Linked DNA regions of Mus musculus: region 1 is linked to region 2. A link is a loop called in an ENCODE intact Hi-C map of the cell type or tissue named here. Cell type or tissue: heart. All regions are shown on one strand. Each heading gives the region's core, and the rest is flanking DNA. Links, peaks and the distances in the headings are about the cores only.

The links. Peaks named below come from ENCODE experiments on the same cell type or tissue, not always from the same donor. Only the 100,000 strongest peaks of a DNase experiment are listed, where the experiment ranks them.
Region 1: it touches region 2 in a loop (2.0-fold over the local background); 2 of 42 quality-filtered maps call a loop at or near these places.

Annotation. Positions count from the first base shown.
Region 1 is chr15:67,199,166-67,207,500 of GRCm38, forward strand. No RefSeq gene overlaps it. Among named protein-coding and RNA genes, the nearest start is that of 1700012I11Rik, 23 kb to the right of the region's middle. In heart, for the core only: no CTCF peak of the experiment used is centred there; no DNase peak of the experiment used is centred there; H3K27ac peaks cover 1,378 bases.
Region 2 is chr15:67,297,022-67,305,356 of GRCm38, forward strand. All of the region lies in intron 5 of 1700012I11Rik (RIKEN cDNA 1700012I11 gene), which reads left to right. Among named protein-coding and RNA genes, the nearest start is that of 1700012I11Rik, 74 kb to the left of the region's middle. In heart, for the core only: no CTCF peak of the experiment used is centred there; a DNase peak (open chromatin) is centred at 4,980.

The DNA.
Region 1 (8,335 bases), core at 262-8,261, 98 kb before region 2:
AATAAAAGAACTTCTGGGGGAAACACCATCCCTGACCTCAAACTGTACTACAGAGCAAAACTGAATGGTATTGGTACAATAATAGGTAGGTAGATCAATGGAATATAATGAAGACCCAGAAATGAACCCACACACCTATGTCACTTGATCTTTGCCAAAGGAGCTAAAACCATCTAGTGGGGGGAAAAAAAGACAACATTCTCAACAAATGGTGCTGGTTCAACTCTCTGTTAGCATATAGAAGAATGCAAATTGATCTATTCTTCTCTCCTTGTACAAAGTTCAAGTTCAAGTGAATCAAGGATCTCCACATAAAACCAGACACACTGAAACTAGGAGAAAAGAAAGTGGGGGAGAGCCTGGAGCACATGGGCACAGGGGAAGATTTCCTGAACAGAACACCAATAGCTTAAGCTCTAAGATTAAGAATGGACAAATGGGACCTCATAAAATTACAAAGCTTCTGTAAGGCAAAGGATACTGTCAATAGGACAAATCGGCAACTAACAGATTAGGAAAAGAGTTTTACCAACTCTACATCTGACAGAGGGCTAATATCCAATATATACAAAGAACTCAAGAAGTTAGACTCCAGAAAACCAAATAACCCTATTAAAAACTGGGGTACAGAGCTAAAAAAAGAATTCTCAACTGAGGAATACCAAATGGCTGATAAGCACTAAAGAAATGTTCAACATCCTTAGTCATTAGGGGAATACAAATCAAAACAACCTTGAGATTCCACCCACATTAGTCAGAATGGCTAAGATTAAAAACTCAGGTGACAGCAGATGCTGGTGAGGATGTGGAGAAAAAGGAACACCCCTTCATTGCTGGTGATATTGCAAGCTGATACAACTACTCTGAAAATCAGTTTGCTGGTTCCTCAGAAAATTAAACATAGCACTACCTGAGGACCCAGCTATACCACTCCTGTGTATATATCCAGAAGATGCCCCAGTGTGTAATAAGGACACATGCTCCACTATATTCATAGCAACCATATAATAGCCAGAAGCTGGAAAGAACCCAGATGTCCCTCAACAGAGAAATGGATACAGAAAATGTAGTAATGTATACATTGGAATACTACTCAGCTATTAAAAATAATGAATTCATGAAATTCTTAGTCAAATATTTGGAACTAGAAAATATCATCCTGAGTGAGGTAACCCAATCACAAAAGAACAGACATGGTATACACTCACTGTTAAGTGGATATTAGCCCAGAAGTTCAGAATACCCAAGATAAAATTCAGAAGCTCAAGAAGAAGGAAGAACAAAGTGTGAATACTTCTGTTCTTCTTAGAAGGGGATCAAAATAACCATGGGAGGAGATACAGAGACAAAGTGTGGAGCAGAGACTGAAGGAAAGGCCATCCAATGACTGTCACATCTGGGGATCCATCCTGTATACAGTTACCAAACCCAGACACTATTGTGGATGCCAACAAGAGCTTGCTGACAGAAACCTGATATACCTGTCTCCCAAGAGGCTCAGCCAGTGCCTGACAAATACAGAAGTGGATGCTCTCAGCCATCTATTGGACTGAGCACAAGCTCCCCAATGGAAGAGTAAGAGAAAGGACCCAAGGAGCTAAATAAATTTTCAGCCCCATTAGGAGGAACAACAATATGAACTAACCAGTAACCCCAGAACTCTCAGGCACTAAACCACCATCCAAAAAAATACACATGGAGGGATCCATGGCTCCAGCTGCATATGTAGCAGAGGATGGCCTTGAGGGACATCAATGAAAAGAGAGGCTCTTGGTCTTGTGAAGACTTGATGCTCCAAGAATGCTAGGACAGGGAAGCAGGGGTGGGTGAGTTAGTGAGCAGGAGGAGGGGGAATAGGATAGGGAGGGTTTCAGATGGGAAATGAGGAAAGGATAAAATTTGAAATGTAAATAAAGACAATATCTCATTAAAAAAAGAAAAAGAAAAAAAAGAAAGTGTGATTCACACACACACACACACACACACACACACACACACACACACACACACAAAGTGCCCTAACCTAAATGAACTACAGGTTTTGTAATTTAGCCTGAGGGATAAATTGAAAACCTTTTGCAGGACGCTTTAGGGTGAAGCTCTGGCCCATCCATTACCCTAGGACTCTCCCTGTGCCAGGAACTTCACACGTTTAAAACCAGGTTCAGCTACATTCTGGTTCAAGGACCCTGAGGCAACCATTACTGAGGGGTCACTTGATGTTTTATCAGCAAAAGGAGGAAAGCCTTTCCTGCAAGGTCAGGAGCGCAGCCCTGCAGCTCCAAGATAACCTCCAACTCACCCTCATGTCTGCACCCTCCCCTTCCCCTGCTGAACTTCTGAACTTCCCCTGAGATTACCCTGCAATTGATCTCCCCCCTTCTAGATTCCTCAGCTAAGACCCTTTCCTGCACATTCCCTGGGACGTGTGAGCTCTGCGTTCTCTTCATTGGCTTGTGTCTGTCCTGTCCTGGAGTTTGTAAGTAGCTGGGCTCTGAATTTACCTCCTAGAACCATCCCGGAGCACAGCCACCTTCTAACACATGCCAGTCTCACAGACAACACCAGCAGGATGAAGACAGGAACGCCTTCATGTAGGCACTTGGTAACTATGCAGGATTTAGATTTAATTGGTAGCTAAGTGTGCGCCTGAACTGCCCTCCATGAGGACAAGGGGAGAGGGCTGTGTGTATGTGTGTATATACCCTCTATGTGGAGTCTAAAGTGATTGTGACAGGGGCCAGTCTTACAAAGAGACTGTAGCCCTACCCTAATCACTGGCCTCATCACAACTCTTGCAAAGCCCCAAGCAAACAAATTAGCCACAAATGAGGAACATTTTTAATGAATATACCCTTGTCTGTCTGTCTTTCTTTCTTTCTTTCTTTCTTTCTTTCTTTCTTTCTTTCTTTCTTTCTTTCTTTCTTTCTTTCTTTCTTTCCTTCTTTCTTTCTTTCTTCATTCAGGCTGACAGCTCAGCAGAAAAGGTAAGTAGTCAGGCTAAGCACACATCTACGCTTGAACGCAGGCACGCACGCACACATACACACACACACACACACACACAGACACACAGAGTACACAGAAGAGGGGGTGCAACCCACTGGAAGAAGTCCACCTGCGGCTGTAACAGCATGCACAGGTGCATCTGTTCTGATGGTACTCTGTGTGATGGACAGATGCACCAGGGAGAAGAGGCAGACAACAGAGGCCACTGTGCCCTCACCCCCATTTAGGCACAGGCTGACAAACAGTGTGTGACGTTCAGATGAACAAGTTTCTGGTTGGTGGGCTGAGCTCACATGGGCATGTGGCAGGACTATACTCTCTTGACCATAAACCTATGGACCATTTTAATAAGGAGTATTGTTAAAGCAAGTCCAACAAGACCTGATGGAATCAGATGGTGCATGAAAAGAACCTGAAGTAGAAAGACACATGGAGGCAGGCACCCTTGTTTTGTTATGTGTTATAGGATTCTTGGTGTGTTCAGGGAAATACATTTTGCCTGATTATGCATTTATGTGACTATAACACTTGGACCTCACTAGACTATTACTCAGCCTTGCCCATTTTGACTTTCTTTCTTTCTGTAGGTGTTAGAAACCAAATCCAGATCCTTTGAACAAGCGACCAGTGTTCTTAAACACTGAGCCATTCTAGAAGTTCTTCAGGGACGATCCCTTCCTGCTTGCCTCTTATCCAAATAGACAAATGCCCTTCCCTTCCAGTCTCTCTTCCTTCAGCCACACCTTACTGTCTTCCTGGGGTATGGGAGTGTAAAACACCTTGACAACAAGTACCAGCTTGTGAAGCAGGAGAGAAATAGAAACATACCTCAACTCATTGCCAGGCAAGACTTAGAAGGCATCCATTTTGGTCACATCATCCCTTGGATGGAGAAATGGCCTATGGGAAAGAACGTTCCAGAACAGTGCTATAAGCAGAGTGAGAATCTGGACCTTGTGATACTTTGCATTGACTTCGGGATGAGACGAGAGCAGCCTGTTTGGTCTAGGTTCCATCCCACTCCATCCTGGCTTTGTGACCTGAGGGAAGTTACTGAATATCTGTGGGCCTTGGCTTCCCTTTCCTATGAATGAATAAGAGCACTGCCAAATTAATGTGTGGAGTCATGTCTTAAGCCTGATGATTCCAGCCCCACAGGCAGAGACACACTGCAGAATCACAGGTAAGTGTAGCCTGCGTCTACCACACCAAGCATATCAGATTGGCATCACTCTCGCATCCTAATTACATCTTTTTAAAGAAATGGCTGCAGCAAATTCTGTAGTCACTCTGACGCTGGTGCTGTGTCATCATGGAGAAGAAGTTCCCTGTCTGTGACCTGCTGTCTGCTCACAAGGATGAGCAGTATATCTATCGATGCAGCCTGCCCAGACAGCCTGAGTCTGGAAAGCAGGCAGGGCCTATTGCGTTGCACAAGAGGTAATACAGTGATAGGACTTAGTTAGTCTAGGACTCTGTGACCTGTCTGCCCAGGTTTTAGGGATACACGTGCTTCTCATCTACATGTGAAGGGAAGAGAGGCATCTTCGTGACCCAGAATTTTTAAAACGTGACCCAGCATTTTTAAAACATAGGGAATAAAATCTAAGCACTCACTTATGCTAGACAAGTGCTCTACAGCAGTGTTGCAACCCAGCCCTACCGTGTGTATTTTGTTGCCATGTATAGTATACGTTCCACAGAGCTTTATAGTCATCACTTCATGCACCCAGCCTTTCTTTCGTGCTTTCCTCCAGACATTTCCATGTGCCTTTCCATGTTGATTTTCCTATTGTTTAAAGGACACGATTTTATGTTTCTGCTCTGATTGTCATAAAAATCATTTTTTTTTTTGCTCCACTCTTATTTGAAGATATTCTTAGGGCTTATGTAGAATTCCAGGAGGCAGATAATTTCTTTCTGTATTTTGAAGATGTCCTTCCATTGTCTCTTGGCTCACATTGTTTCTGCTTAAAAATAAGCTGCCTTAGGTGCAAGCGCAGTTTAATGGCTTTCACAAACTAAGCATGCCAAGAGTAGCAACAAGAAGAAGGTAGACATGCCCTACCACACGCATCCAGAAACTCTTTCCTAACACTACCAGCACAAGCTGGCTTTTAATTCTTTTCTGTGCTATATTTGAATGGAGTCACAGAGAACTTGTGTTGGGTCCTGTTCAGAATGTCTGTGAGGACTGTCGGTGAACCTGATCTTGCAGCTATAGAGGCTACGTTCTCAGTGCCGAGGGTTGTTCCATGATGGGAGGCACTACAATTCACTGATTTATTCTACCTTGGATGGGCATTTGGTCAGGGCCACTGGTGCTAAGAATATTCTAGTACATTTCCTGGCAAGGCATCCAGCTACACACATCTATGAAAACACACATGTTCAGCCTTGGTTGCTGCTGCAACCAGTTAGCTGCAGACAGTGGTTGTGATTTCCAGTCGCACTAGTGTGAGTGATCTGTTTTGTACCATACTGACCAATAAACTTTGTCTTTTTGGTCTCTGTCACCCTGGGCGATACTCATTGCTGAAACCCCAGGCTTATGGGACACACAGGCCTAAGAGCAGAGGTGTAAGGCAGTAAGGTTTCCAGATGCAGAGAGCAGATATAGTTGTGTTGTCTCTGTTTTACATAATGACCTGAGAACCTCTGAGAACCTCCAGGGACTTGCCTATGGCCACACAGCTAGCAGGAGACAGGCTGTAGTCCAGATTATTTTGCTCTACCCCTGAGCCCTAGCAGACCAGACTAGAGGCTCCTTGTTTTATTCTGGTGCAACATGCTGCCTGCTTCTCTTGAATCCCTGTGTTTAACTTTAGGTATTGTCTCTGGGTCTTTTGTTCTGCACATGCATGCATGTGAGTGCACCTCTACACCTACACACACACACACACCACCACCACCACCACCACCACTACCACCACCACCACCACCACCACCACCACCACCACCACCACCACACCATTGAAGGATGGAAAGCAGAACATGTACAACTCAGTTTTCAATGATCTTCCTGGTTTATACTGATTCAGTCTGAAAATCAGAGCAGAGACAGTATTTTCCTGAGTTCATAAAACTACTTGGCAACCAGGCAAACTCCTGATCTGCTAACCTGCTGCCACCCTACTTGGCCATTCCTCTGGTCTCCTGAGCAATGCTAAGGGAAGGAGAAGACAAATTTGTGTTTCATATTCTTGGAACGAATGGATGTTTGCTTTGAACCATAGGTAAGGGTTATCCAGTATGTGTGTATTTGTGTGTGTGTGTGCATGTGTGTACAAGCAACTGTGCTGTGGTAGCCCCAGCATATCAAACATTGCTACAGTTCTTTGCTTCAATTTCAAAATTTTCATTTGAGAAAATCTTTAACACAAATACTTTTATATTTTTCAAATACAGTGATGATTTTGATTATTTGTGAATGAAGCACATACAGATGCATCACACACATGGCGAAGAGGTGTGTGACTACAGGCAGTCTTTGGGAAAAGCTCATGCTGTCCCCAGTCTCTCTCTCTCTCTCTCTCTCTCTCTCTCTCTCTCTCTCCTTTCCTCCCTCCCCCCTCCTTTCCTCCTCCCCTCCCTCCTCCCCCCTTCACCCTCCACACCTCTGTTTCATGGTTGTGTCTCAAGGCATATGCTCTCAGCCACTGCTTTAGCATCAAGGGTATCTGCCTGCCACCATAGCCTTTGCCATGAATGTCAAGCACTCTAACCTTCTGAAGCTGTAAGCCCCAAATAAACTCTTTCCTCTATAAGTTGTCTTGGTTATGGTTATTACAGCAATAAAAAAGTAAGACATGAGGAAAGATACACAAGATGGTTCTCTGGTATTCATTGATCATGTATACCTACCACACACACACACACACACACACACAGAGAGAGAGAGAGAGAGAGAGAGAGAGAGAGGTTGAGGATCATCAGCACAGACAGAGTTGACAACATATCCAGGTCTCTTAACTTCCAGAGGAAGGATTCTTTCATGAGCTCTCAGATAATCCAGCCATGATGGTAATGGGCTGACTCTCTGAAACTGTAAGGAAATCCCCAACTAAATGTTTTCTTTCCTATGTTGCCATGGTCATGGTGACTTTTCGCATCAACAGAAAAGTAACTGGGACAGTTGTGTTGGGGGGAAACATTGGGTGACAGGAAGATGATATATCTGGGAGAAAGGACATCAGGGAGTGAGGGTGTCAGAGAGAGGAAAAGTCAGAGACAGGGTGTATCAGATGAAGGATGTATAAGAAAGAGAGTGTGACAGAAAACTAATTTGTGAGCATTTAAACATTGGAGCCCATAGGACTTCGTTAATGTTGTCTGCTGACTTATGTCCTGTGATGGTGGACTTGCTATTTAACACCACACATGCATCTTGATCTGAAAAACAGGGAGGCTCACCCTAGTCTGCAGGTTTGTCATCAAGTGGGGGAGAGGCGGTGTCAACTCTGTATTTTAATAACATGGCCAGTGCCTCTGAGCTCAGACAATATTTCCTCTAATTAATGTTGTGCTGGATATTAAATTTCTGACCCAAGCCTTCACCCTGCGGAGGAACCCGGAGGCCCAGTGAGCAGCTTTTAAAAATGAGTTGCTCACAGTAGGAGGAAGTCTTTTTGTCCCCTGTCCTGGCTTCCCAGACTTCAAGTCAGGCTCCTTGGTCCCCCCAATAGCACACTTCTTAGATTAAGGTCAGAAAGGCTTGAAAGAAGCATTCTCTACTGCCAAAGAAGGGACCTTACTCAGCTGGTCTTTGGGGCTTTGCATTCCTCTGTGGTATTTAGTGGATGTAAATAAAGCCAAGAAGACAATCTTAGCCCAGAGGCTGACTGGGTAATTCTCAGTTTGGAGCCACAAGGCCTTTCTATAAATACAGTCAGTCAACCAAAGAAAAATAAATGTTTCAGCATCTGTCTTACCTACACTGTGTTCTATCAGAACCTCTGGGCACGTTTCTGATTTCTTCCTGTGGAATTACTCTGAGAGGAGATTATGTAGGGACATCCCCACACCTATTCTCACACAGAGGGAGGAGCATTATTTGAAGGGGAATAAAACCTGCAGAGTTGGGCAATCAGGTAGCACATACCTACTATGTGCAATGAGGTTCTTCAATGCATCCACTACCTTCTGAAGTCCCAATTGGGGCAGAACCAACTAGCTCTTCAAGTCTTGCTCAACAATTTCTATCATTAGAGCAGATCCTCCTGAGTCTTCCTTATTGACACTTGAACACTAGGCCGGACTATGGTCACACTGGCTGTGTTTGTAGACATGGGGACACTGGTGACCTGTCGAAGTCTTTGAACTTCCT
Region 2 (8,335 bases), core at 286-8,285:
GAATATAGGTGCCTGGCAAAGCTGGGGACATCAGATCTCCTAATTATGGAGTTACATACAGTTGTGAGGTATCTGACATGGGTGCTGGGAATTGAACATTGCATTCTCTAGAAGAATGGTAGGTACTCTATATTGCTGAGCATCTGTCCAATCCCACCTGAGGGTTTTTTGGGACTTCCTTGAGCTAGAACTAGAACAAAGTAGAAATGGAACCCGGCATAGTTTAAATTCACTATAAGATTTAACTTGTTTGAGAAAACCCTTTACCACTTTACACTCACAATAAAGAGCACACACATTGCAGATCTCTTAGGGAGATAATGCTTTAGTTACCAAGGTCTCCCCATAGCCCAGGGCATCATATCTCACATCGTGCTGAGGCTGATGTTTTCATACACACACACACACACACACACACACACACTTACTTTACATTGATATAAATATTGGGATAGTCAGTGAGCATCTCTGGGATTCTATAGCTCTAGTTAGAAATTCCTAGGTCTCAGGTGTCAACACATTCTCTACTGAGTGATACTCTCACGTCACATGCTAAACAGGCAATGGCTTCCCAGCTAGACGGAAACAGGAAAGGTCTAAGTGGTGCCTGGGATTGCTTACCCTTTAATAACTCTTTTAGAGCTGATACTGAGAGCATTTGTAATTCATCTCTACTTCCATTTAATCATCCATGGTTGGGAGCATCCATTTCTGTTTATTTCCTCTGGAGAAGCAAAGCTGCACATTTAATTACTCCCTCCCTTCTTCATCTCTCTAGAAGCATAGACCTCTCAGTCATATGGGCATAAAACCCAGTGTGTCTCCTGCCATGGGAGAAGCCGGGCCACTCACACCAAAGCTCTCATCTGTAATTCCCGTCCTCTGCTGCCTCTTTCCCTGCCTCCCCTGAACACTTTCCAGAGGCTCCTTCACCCGCGCACACCCATACCCTTCCCTTTGGACTCCAGATTAGCTTCCATTCCTGCCTGTTTTCATTGTCCTCCATCCCTGCAATGCCCTTCCACCCTGTAGCCAGGACATTTAAAGAGACCCATCTCACATCATCTTTGCATCTGTTGTACTGGGAAGAAAGCATTAAGCAAACTGATGCAAACTTTGAGTCCTCATGGCACTAAACATCCACTTTGTGTTATTATATGTAGTTGTGACCATTTCAACTGTTCAGTGAGGGAAAGCGCACCACTTTACCTGGGATACATCACAGGCTACCTTGAAATGTGTCAGGTGAACTGAATATGGACAATGAGGTGGCTTGGCAGGGTGTGTTGGGGAGGGGACTGTACTGAACTCGCAAGCAGCAATACTTAGGGGGGGGGTCCATTAAATCCCAGCAAAAGCACAGATGAGTCAGACTTTCTCAAGCCCTTGTCCAGGGGGCTTCTTGATATGTATTTGATATATATTCTAGTTTCTCACAAGCAGGCTGTGAGATGCAAAGGCAGTTTGGCTCAAAAAGAGGTCAGATTTGAAGCAGAATCCACAAGGCTCACCCAAGCTTTGTGTCTAGAAGCTTCTGAAGTTTCTGAAGCTGAGGACACTCAGGAGTGCTCCAAAAAGCTTGGGCAGCTGTTTCCCAAACTGTTATCTCCCTTCAAACCCTGACCTATGTCTTGGGGTCAGCATAAAACCCAAAAGTGACAGGTGTTCATCGTTCATTGAGGTTCATGCATGACAACAGCTACTGTATGCCTGCTACCAAATTTGATTATCCACAGTCATCCTCTGAAATATGACTTTCAATTGCCTCCATTCACAGCTTAGCCCCAGAACCCTAACTAAGGATCTCAAGAAAATGAAGACAGGACAGACACCTACATAGAAAAAACAGAATTGACAGGGTTGTGTCCTCCCTGATGGAGTCATGCTGTTTAGCACAGCAGCCCAGATACAGCACAGAGGGAGGGGATGGCTGGCTTTCAGAGGATGCCTTTCTAGAGAAGCGGTCTTGGGTTGTAAACATGTGAGAGGAGCAAGCTGCCATTGCTATTTTCTCTACACGTTGCTCTACTGTTTGTCATGAACCCTGGAGGAAGGCTTTGTTGATTCTCAGAGCCGAACTTGGGGAAGGCTTTGCCACTGCCTTGGTGCTGGGACACTTGTGGCCCATGCCAACAACACTCATCCACTCACTTGGGCTTCATCCACTCTTTACACCCAATGGGGGTGATCTTTAACGCCACACAACAGTTTTTAATATCTGTACCCATTTGATGGATTAAATTCGCTTAATAATCTCAATAGGCACAGAGAACTCAAATGATAAAAATCTATGATGAGGTTTTGTTTATTTACATTGAGACAGGTTCTTATAGCTCAGGCTAGCCTTGAACTTGCCAAGTAGCTGAGGATGGCTTTGATCTCCTATACTTCTGTCTCGGCCTCCCAAGCACTGGATTATAGGTGTGTATAACCACAACCACTACCCATCACCCATTAAAAAAAAAACTTTAATAAACTACAAACAGACAATTCTCAGCCTGGTAATTGTTCTCTGTGAAATGCATAGCTACTCACACAGTTAATAATGAAAAATGTAAAACTTGTTCTTGCTAGAGAAAATGGCAAATGTGTTTGCTATTATGTAATTTTATTCAATATTATCCTGGAGGTTCCAGCTAATGCAATTAGGAAGGAAAAGGGAAAAGGAAAAAAAAAAACAATAAGAAAAAGGAAGGAGGAAGGGAGGTTGTATAGACTTTATCACAAAGAAGGATGTAAAAACATCTCCATGGGGCTATCAAGACGGCTCAGTGGTTAAAAGCATTTGCTAGCCTTGGCAGAAAAGCCAAGTTTGGTTTCCAGCACCCACTTTGGGCAGCTCACAACCATTTGAAATTCCAGTTCCAGGGGATCTGATGGTCTTTTCTGGTCCCTCTAGGTACCTGTATACACATATTCAGACAGATATACATATACATAAATAAAAAGTATATCTTTAAAAGTATTCTAGTTGCATATGCTGTGGTCATTTGTATAAAATCCTAAGGTTTCTGCTAAAAACTCTGAGACCTAGTCAATGAATTCATCCTGATTGTGCAGTACAAGATCACATTTAAAAAATCAAATATATTTCTATAACAATCAATGAATATTCACAGAATAAAATTAAGAAAAACAGTTTGCTTATAGTACAGCATAAAAAGAAGAAATTATCTAGAAACAAATAAAAAGAAGAAATTATCTAGAAACAAATTTACCAAAAACAGTACAAAAATTACATTGTGCAAACCACAAAACACTGTGAACCAAAGTCTACCTAAGTGGCCAGGCTTCTCACGCTCATAGATTGGAGACTTAAAATTCCCAGCCAAGTGGTGGTCCTTCAAGTGGGCTTCATATTAGCCACACACCTCGCTGGCATTGCTATTACTAGTTTCTGAAGAAACTGAACGGATCCTAGAATGAGGTAGAAACCGAAGGACCCACTACATCTGAAACAATCCTGAAAAAAAAAAAGGAGAAGAATAGAGTTGGGGAACTTATGCTTCTGAATTCCAAAATTTGCAGACACCGAGCTGGAGAGAAGCCATGGAGCCTGCCCAGTCATCAAGAGTGTGTGCAGATCAGCAGAAGACAATGAAAGCACAGAGCAGAGCCCTGTCTTGTCTGGTCAGTTCGTTTGCGCCTTAGTTCAACACGGGGAAGAAACATTCTGTTCAACAACAATAAGGGCCAAGTGTCCATCCACATGCAGCACTGTGAAGTTGAACGACTTCCTCACACCACCCACAAACCTTGTTTCAAAATGATTAATAGACCCATGAGAAAGGGCCAGGAGACGGATAAAAAAAAAAAGTAGTATATCTTCATGACCTCTGATTAGGTAAACCCTCCTTAGGCGTGATACCATGAGCTCACACTGAAGAGTAGATAGATTTGGCTTCTTTAAAAATTAAACATTTGTGCTTAGGAATGACTAGTGGTAACTAACATACAGAATGGGAGTTGTCATAAGGAACTTAACAGCATATCGGAGAAAGAGAAAGAACTCTTATAAAGCAATACAGACAGCTAACAAGCACCCAAGAAGAAGCTCTGTACCACTTACTCTAGGCCAGTGTTAAAGATAGTGTGCACCGAGGCACTTGGCTGCACATCCTTGCAGGCTGTAATATACACAGAAGATAAAAATGCCAATGAGGTTTAGAGATACGAGGACCCTCACACATGTCGGCTTGGAGTGTAAAAGGGTCTGGAAGTCCTCAGACTATAAAGTTTCCATATGATTCATTAGTTCCAGCCCAAGGTACACAGCCCAGAGAAAAGAAATTGATGTATACATGAAATCTTGCTTACAGATGCTTCCTGTAGGCTTATTTGGAAAAGTCAAAGGTAGAAAAATGCAACGAAGTATATACAAAGATAGAAAGGTGGATTCTCAGTTATGGGAAAGTGACTTTGCATTTCGGCTCAGCTCCGGAAGAGTGAGCCACTGGGAAGCTCACTCAGCCTCTAAAGGGTTGGATTTCAGTTACTTTCAAAGGCAAACGCACTTGAAAGTACCGAGTTCAGTGGCTTCTTTTGACTGTTTATTTTTTTTCCCTTTTTCATAATGGTGGAGATTCTAGTATTGCTCTACGCACCTGGAGGAGATTAAACAATGAGGTAGGATTGTTAGTTAATTATCAACTCATAACAATGAGAATCATGACAGAGAAGTGGTCTTGCAGACAGGATTTCTCTGTGGTCAAGAAGGTTGGCACATCAAGTCTCCCTTTTCCAGTGCTTGCCTAACTCTTCACAACCCAGCCTGGGAAGGGGAGGCCATGGCAGACAAGGGATTTTCTGGGCAGCTGAGCTTGGCTGGAGCCAACCCCTATGCCTAGTTCCCCATCCACATTTGGGTTTCCCACTGGGTTCAGACTGCTTCTTCTTCATTTTTGGCAGAACTCTTTGGCTCAGAACACAGCATTCTGATAAGTCCAGTCAGTGCTCGGAGTCCTTGGGAGGTCAAAGAGCCTGGGACCCAACCGTCGTCTATGCGGTGACAGCAACCAGATGCTGTTGGCAGCCAGAGCCAGGGGATGAATAAAATGCTAAATGAAATGGCCAGATGCCCAGGGTCCTCTCCTGTTCCTCACCCAAAGAGACAGAGGAGGAAATGCCAGAAGTCCCACCGGTCCTCATTGCATGTGAGGGACTTATTTGGAGGGACACCCTCAGCCAGCATTCCGTGTCTATTCTGGGAGGGGTTGGGCAGAGGCAGCCTGAGGACCAGCTGTTAAGAGAGGGAGGAGTGGGTTGCATGACATGTGGGGTTTCTAGCTTGCAGGCACATATGGAGCTTATCCATCCACTGCAGTCTGATGGAATGCATGGAATAGAGAATGGACAGGATATATAATAAAAGCTTATAGCGAACTATTACATGTTAGGGCTTTCAGTAAAAGCGATCTGTACTGGCTAGTTTTGTGTCAATTTGACACAGCTGGAGTTATCACAGAGAAAGGAGCTTCAGTTGAGGAAATGCCTCCATAAGATCCAGCTGTAAGGCATTTTCTCAATTAGTTATCAAGGGGGAAAGGCCCCTTGTGGGTGGGACCATCTCAGGGCTGGTAGTCTTGGGTTCAATAAGACAGCAGGCTGAGCAAGCCAGGAGAAGCAAGCCAGTAAGGAACATCCCTCCATGGCTTCTGCATCAGCCCCTGCTTTCTGACCTGCTTGAGTTCCAGTCCTGACTTCCTTTGGTGATGAACAGCAACATGGAAGTGTAAGCCAAATAAACCCTTTCCTCCCCAACTTGCTTCTTGGTCATGATGTTTGTGCAGGAATAGAAACCCTGACTAAGACACTATCCAAATATGCAATTGTACTTAATCATCAAAACAAAGTCATTTTACTTTTCTTTCCTTTTGCAAATAAGGAAACCAAACTCACTCACTGCCATGGGCTCAGTGGTGGAGGAGAAGATCGAAGCTACCTCTCATGTTGATCCTGTTCGAAGCAGGAGGTCAGATTCATCCGTGAGGGGTAGAGCTGTACTGTTAGTGCAGCTGGCTATGGATGCACCCAGGAAGGTTAGTTAGCCAGGCAAAGTGGAAGGAGAAAGGATAGTGGCTGGAACAAGGTGGAGTAGGGCATCCTGGACTCTGTTTGTACTAATACTAAATCTTTTTTTTTAATTAGATATTTTCTTTGTTTACATTTCAAATGTTATCCCCTTTCCTAGTTTCCCCTCTGAAAATCCCCTATCCCCGCCCCGCCCCCCACCCCTGCTCCCCAACCCTTCCACTCCCATTCCTGATCCTGGCATTCCCCTATACTGGGGCATGGAACCTTCACAGGACCTAGGGCCTCTCCTTCCATTGATGACCTACTAGGCCATCCTCTGCTACATATACAGCTTTAGCCACAAGTTCCCCCATGTGTTTTCTTTGATTGGTGGTTTAGTTCCAAGGAGCTCTGGGAGTACTGGTTAGTTCAAATTGATGTTCCTCCTATGGGGCTTCAAACCCCTTCAGCTCCTTGGGTACTTTCTCTAGCTCCTTCATTGGGGAACTCATGCTCTATCCAATGGATGATTGTGAGCATCCACTCTATAGAGAGTCCAAGTCATCTCTCTGGAGAATGTGGGACCCAGTGTGGAGGGATGGGCTTATCCCTACCAGGGGCCTATAGTCAGTTGATGGATCACTCAGTCTGGTAGGAAATGGACCTTTTTCCTCAGAGACTGACTTGAATTCTGAGTTCAGAATAAGTTCATATATATTCAGTTCAACTGACTCCTCAAAGACTCCCCAGGAAGTATTAGAGGAGAGTGGAACCTTTGGTCCTGTTTTTTTTTTTTTTTTTAATGCAAAACCCATGCTAGTAGATGAGGAGATGCATCAATTCACATCTGGGATGGGGATCAAGAACAGGAAACAGCCTGGAGGAGATGTTTTGAGAAAAGGGGAAAAGCCTTCAGCAAAGACTAATGGGATAGCTGCTGGCTGTTGCTCATGTTTTTCCAGGTGGACACTGTCTAGCTAAGTCCCCTAATTGAAACACTCCCTCCTGGAGGGAGGAGGAAGTCTCATCAGATTCAGGAAGGGAGTGAGCCTTACAAGGCCAGTAAGCTGGTGAAGGCTACAACCCAAGGGCTTAGCCCTACAGTTCAATAAGCAGTAACTGTGGTTGGGGAATGGGAGAGTCCTGCAGGGGAAGCTAACCGAAAGTGGTACAGAGCAAAGCTTCAGGCTGCAACTTCTATGAGTTGTCACCTAGGCTGCAGGAGCCTCTAACTCACACTTGCTCCTGTAAGTTACTAGTAAACTCTCTGGTGAGCTAGCTAGACCTGTGCAGAATGATTTCCTTGGTCTGTCATTGCTCTCCCATGTGAGGTGAGTAGGCTTTTGTTTAGGTCTCCCCAGGAGAAGGTACATATTGGTGGATATGCCCCAGACATCTGCAATATGGACATGTTGGCTTTCTGAGAATGACTACTGGAAACACACTCCAGGGATGCTTATGAAGGAGTGGATTCCTATCACAAAGTCAATAAATTCAGCAAGCAGCTTCCCGCCATCCCCTTTCTTTTCTGTGGTTTTTGAGGAATGTATGTTTCACATCTGTCTTTTCCATTATCGGCTGATATCCACACCTAAATCCTGTGTGGGTTCATCTGCTTGCCAGATCTTAAATCACATGACTGTCCTAAAGCAGCAAAGGAGGCTGGGAAGAGTAGGCATGGTTTGTCCTTTTAAATTCTCAGAAGTCAAGTTTACTTAGAAAAGAATTGGTCACAGCAACAGGGATGGACAAGAGGGAAGGATTAGCCAGCCAGTCCTGTCTCACAAGCTTTCACCAGGGTGCAGGGCTTTTGTTGATCTGGAGGTGGGAGAAGAAGGAAGCTCCATCCAATTCCCGGTGTCTCCAGGAAGATCTCTGTGTTGTCTTTGGAGGTGCCAGGTACTTGAGGAGTGGCTCAGAAGGCTCCAGAATCCTTTTGTTTGTCCTGCCACCTAAGACGCTTGGGCTTGGGCTCTTGGGTTCTGTGCATTGTCTGGGCCAGTTAGCTATTGGCCCAGACAATGCACAGAAACATTTAGTCCCTTGATGTCAGAGACACTTGGTCTCTACCCTTCTCCAGACCCTAATTTAAACTTCAGATGTAGTTATGAATAAAGTATAGTTCCTACTCATTCCCCAGAGTGGTGTTCTTTGTATTGTAAAATGTTATTCAGCTTTGTGTCACTATAACAAAATGCTTGGGGTAATTTATTTATAAAGAGAAAAATGTTTGATTTGTCTCATAGTTTTGAAGGTTCCAGTCCGTGACGGATAGGCTTCATTGCTTTGGGATTCTAGTGGAAATATTGGACCACAGTGGCAG